Linked DNA regions of Mus musculus: region 2 is linked to region 1. The links are chromatin loops, found by intact Hi-C in ENCODE. Cell type or tissue: left cerebral cortex. All regions are shown on one strand. Region 1 overlaps Snupn (snurportin 1). Region 2 overlaps Ptpn9 (protein tyrosine phosphatase, non-receptor type 9).

Evidence for each region. A loop is a pair of places that touch in the nucleus more often than their neighbours do. Peaks named below come from ENCODE experiments on the same cell type or tissue, not always from the same donor. Only the 100,000 strongest peaks of a DNase experiment are listed, where the experiment ranks them.
Region 2: it touches region 1 in a loop (1.8-fold over the local background); 7 of 42 quality-filtered maps call a loop at or near these places.

What each region holds. Positions count from the first base shown.
Region 1 is chr9:56,960,566-56,963,065 of GRCm38, forward strand. It overlaps Snupn (snurportin 1), which reads left to right. Exons shown (of 9, transcript NM_178374.4): 3 at 2,431-2,500. Among named protein-coding and RNA genes, the nearest start is that of Snupn, 11 kb to the left of the region's middle. In left cerebral cortex, a CTCF peak has its summit at 1,199 (motif pointing left); a DNase peak (open chromatin) is centred at 2,322.
Region 2 is chr9:57,031,448-57,033,947 of GRCm38, forward strand. It overlaps Ptpn9 (protein tyrosine phosphatase, non-receptor type 9), which reads left to right. Exons shown (of 13, transcript NM_019651.2): 6 at 1,659-1,769. Among named protein-coding and RNA genes, the nearest start is that of Ptpn9, 38 kb to the left of the region's middle. In left cerebral cortex, a CTCF peak has its summit at 1,138 (motif pointing left); a DNase peak (open chromatin) is centred at 524; H3K27ac peaks cover 289 bases.

The DNA.
Region 1 (2,500 bases):
GAGCTACCACCATGGGTAAAGGTGCTTACTGCAAACCTGAATACCTGATTTCAATCTCTGGTACCCATATGAAGGAAGGAGAGAACCAACTTCTTAAAGTTGCCCTCTGACTTTCATACACGAGCTATGCTGTATCTCTGTGTGTGTGTGTGTGCGCGTGCGCACACACACACACACACACACACACACACACACATATATATACATGTACTCACACACACACAAAAAGAAGCCATGTTGGTTTTAGTGTCTGCTGGGTTGTTTTTTTTTTTTTATTTTTTTAGATTTTAATTTTATTTTATGTATCTGTGTGCTCTATCTGCATGTATACCTGCATACCAAAAGAGGGCATCAGATCCCAAGAAAGATGGTTGTGAGCCACCATGTAGTTGCTGGGAATTGAACTCAGGACCTCTGAAATAGCTGCCAGTGCTCTAAACCACTGAGCCATCTCTCTAGCCCCTAATGTCTGATTTTTTTGCCTTAGCTTTGTGGAAATTGTAAAATACATTATATTCCAAATTAATCTGTAACAATTAGTTTTGAAATTTTTCTTTTTCTTCAGTTTCCCCAATTTGCTGGAATATGCTGTTTTGTTTTATTTTTAAATTTATTTTATGTATTTGAATACTCTGTTGCTGTCTTTAGACACACCAGAAGAGGGCATCAGATCCCATTATAGATGGTTGTGAGCCCCGTGTAGTTTCTGGGAATTGAACTCAGGACCTATGGAAGAGCAGTCAGTGCTCTTAACCACTGAGCCATCTCTCCGGCCTGAATATGCTGTTTTTATTATATAGAACTGGGCATGTTGATGTATATCTACAACCCAGCATGAAAGGAAAGGTAGAGGTGAAGTTAAGTGTCAGGAATGGAGAGATTGTTTAGAGTGCTTGTTGTTTTTACAGAGGACCCAAGTCCAGTTTCTAGCACCAATGTCAGATGGGTCACAGTCACCTGTAACTCCCACATCTAAAACAGCGGTTCTCAACCTTCCTAATGTTATGACTCTTTAATACATAAAATTATTTTTGTTGCTACTTCATAACTGTAATTTTGCTATTATTATTGATCATAGAGTAAATATCTGTGTTTTCTGATGGTCTTTGGTGACTCCTGTGAAAGGGTCATTCAACCTCTCATAGGGATCATGACCACACACAGGTTGAGAACTACTGATCTATCGCATCTGTTGCCCTCTTCTGGCCTCCATAGGCAACTGCACTCACATGCACATACACACGCACAGAGAAAGTGTCATCCTGGGCTAATAGGGAATCTGAGGCTATGCTAAGTTACTTAGGATAGCCTGTCTGAGCAAAACAAAAGCTTGGGTATTGTGATGCATGCCTGTCATCCCAGCAGTCAGCAGTCAGAGGTGGGAGGATCTCTGTGAGTTCCACGCCAGCCTGGTCTACATTATAAGTTCTGGGACAGCCAGGAATACATAGTGAGACCTTGTCTCAAAAAAACAAAAAAACAAAAAAACAAAAAGCAGTAGCTGGAGAGCAGAGGAGTTCAGAACCTGCCTTGGCTACAGGTCACTCTGAGCAAGTGAGTGAAACCGGACCTAATAAATAACTAAATAAAAGCTGAGAGAGGATGGGGGATACACAGCTTCTTCTTGGTACAGAGCCAGCCTCAAAGGCCTTAGCACAAGGCCCTAAGTTTAAATTCCACTGTGGGGGTGAAGTGGAAGTAGAAGGAAAAAGAGAAAAGAAAAGGAAATGAGTTAAAGTTGGTGACGTTTTTCTTTCTTTTTTTCCTTAAAGACTGGGGTCTCACTATGTAACTCTCCTAGAACCCACTCTGTAGACCAGGTTGGCCTCGAACTCTCAGAGATACACCTGCCTCTTCCTTCCCGGTGCTGGGATCAAGGTTGAGTGCTACTATACCATGGTAGATGTCAAGTCTTAAGCCAAGAGACCTCTCTTGAAGGTCAAACAAGGAAAGGCTGAGTTCTGAGGGGTTTGTTTGCTTGTTTACTGGTTTTGTCAGCATGCTGTCTGGTGTGGAAAGTCCCAGAAGATGTTCTTCTTTTGGACTTCTCCCTGCACTTGGTGTTTCCTCCTTCCTATCTCTGGAGCCTTTGACGGGTGTGCCAGGCAGGAAACGCTACTTCTCATCTGGAGTGCAGTGGGCTAATGTGGGTTCAGCACATCCAGCTAGCGACTCGTGGAAATTCCTTTAAGAGTAAATATTTTACTTTGAACATTCTTAAGAAACTGAGGAAGGCTGCGTGTGTTCAGAGGGAGTTTCCTGATTAGGAATGATGAGGAGACAGTTACTAGTTTACCTTGGCAAAGGAAATTCTGTTTTTTTCTTACCCACACCAGTATCTAAATTTGTCATCTTTGAATTGAGTGAGTCACACTGTGGGGTATCTTTTTATGGTATGTATAGACCTGATCCTATCTTTTTCTCTTCCAGCAAGCGGTTGGATTATGTGAACCATGCCAGAAGACTGGCTGAAGATGACTGGACAGGTATGGAGAGTGGG
Region 2 (2,500 bases), 71 kb after region 1:
AAGGGAAAAAAGTAGTTTTTAAGTCTGAATGAAGAAGCCTTTGGAGAACTTGGCTGTGGATTTGTATATTCTGTGTAGGGAGTGTTTGTAAACTCCTCAAATTTAGCAGAGCCAAGACTGAGTGGGAAGAACAAAGGCTAGAAAATGAAACTGAGATTAGTTTATTCAAAATGCAAAAAAATGAAAGCTACAGTGTGGCTTAGTCAGTTACTGGGGACTACTTATTTATTTATTTTTGGATGTATGCATTCATGAGTGTGCATGTGTACATGTATGTATGTGTAAGGCCAGGGATCAACTGTAGGTGCGTCCTTAGGATCTGTCAACCTTGTTCATTGAGATAGGGTCTTTTCAAGGACTCAGGGCTACCTGACTGGACTAGGCCTCTGGCCACTGAGCCTTAGGATCCATCTCTTTGTCTCACTTGTGCTGCTGACTTCATGTGCCTACTGGAGATTGAGCTCAGGTTCTCTGTACTTGTGTGGGATGCACTTTTTGAGTCATTTGAGTCATGCACCGATTGAGTCATCCCTCCAGCCCCCTGATTCCTTATTACATGGTAAGCCTCCCTGAGAAAGGCTGGGATGTTAACAAGTGGAATGAAGCCAAGTACTGTGGCTTAACAGTGATATGCTGCACTATATGTCTTACATACTTTTGTCTTTATGTCTTATATAAACCTCTTTTTTTCTCTCTAAGAGTAGTTTATTTACTTTTCTAAGACCTCATTTGTACTTGTACACACTAGATCGTGTGTGGGTGTATGTATGTATGCATGCATGCATACATCCATTTGTGCATTTTATTGTGTTGGTTATCAAATTTAAGTTTTGTACATGCTAAACACATAGTTACACCTCTGGCCTAGATTGTATGTATTGGTTTAATAAATGAACAAATGGAAAAAAGATTAAAGGTAGACAATGTTATATGTATATATATACACACATACATTTTGAGCTAGATGAAGATTATAAAGTAAAATGTTTATCCTCAACTTATTAAAAATCTAAGTTTTGGGCTGGAGAGATGGCTCAGTGGTTAAGAGCATGGACTGTGCTTCTGAAGGTCCCGAGTTCAAATCCCAGCAACCACATGGTGGCTCACAACCATCCATAATGAGATCTGACGCCCTCTTCTGGTGTATCTGAAGATAGCTATATAATAATAAATAAATAAAAATCTAAGTTTTAGTAAGCTGAATTTTTGTAGGCTGCAAATATGTGTGCTGTTGTATGATATGTGCAGTATAAACAGAAACATCAGGGCCACAAGATGACTCAGTGAGTATATTTGCTATAAGAGCCTAGTGATTCAATACCCAGAATCCATCCATATAAAGGCAAAAGCAGGAAACTGATCCTTGTGTGCACACTGTGGCACAGATGTCACCACTCACCAATAACAAAAAAATAAAAGAATAATTTTTGACCTATAAAGTATATGATTAACATGAACTTAACATCATTACTTGTAAAGGTAAGTCAGCTTCTAATTTCTTTATTTCTTTTAATCACTTTCAACCTCCCTATTTTTGAATTAAGCTGTCAGGCTTCTCTGTTGCCTATGCATGGGGGAGAGTGGCAAGAACTCATACTTTGGGCCTGAACAGTTTCAGGTATGGCTGGGCTTTAACTCCTCATACATTGACTCCACAGGGAGCATTTCCAGCTCGACTGAAGAAAGTGCTGATTGTAGGAGCACCCATATGGTTCCGAGTGCCCTATTCAATCATCAGCCTGCTCTTGAAGGATAAAGTCCGGGAAAGGGTAAGGCAATCTCGTCGTTTCTTATTGGAGCTAGATAATACATTCCGGCCTCTGCTGGCAAGCTTTTGCCAGTTAGTTTTCTGCCTTCAAAGAATCCTCCGGGCTGATCTCGCGTGGTGTCTCCTCCTTTACTATACCCAGTCCCTCTCTACTCACCAGTCTGTGACACGATGCCTTCACTGTCCACAAACCTGTGGGTAGGAAAAGGCCACAATTTATCTGACACTTTCTTTACTACACCTTGAGTACAATAGTACTGAACCATGTGCCTCATAAGTATTTTAAGGATTGTATGAGTTCCAAAGTTTAACTTAGTGCTACATAAGACACTATTAATATCTAATAGTATTTGCTGTAACTCAGTGTCAAAGTGCTTGCTCAGCATGCCCAAGGGACTAGGTATAGTCCTCAACACCCTGCCCCAAAACTAAAACCAGAATCAGCACTTAATGTAATTATAGTAGCTCAACTGGTATTAGATTTTTTTCTGGGGCTGAGTAAGTAGCTCAGTAGTAGAGTACTTGCCTAGCTTCTGAAAGGCCCCTGGAGATGGATGAATTCCAGCATAATTTAAAAAAGAAAAAAGGAAGAGAGAGAGAGAACCTTCACAAGAAAGTCAGACTGGTTTATTTACTGGGAAGTACAGTTAAGTCCCTTCAAGAGACCTCAGGGTGGTGAGGAAAGTCTTTTTTTAGTTTTATTCTTGGAGACAGGGATTTGCTCTACAGCTG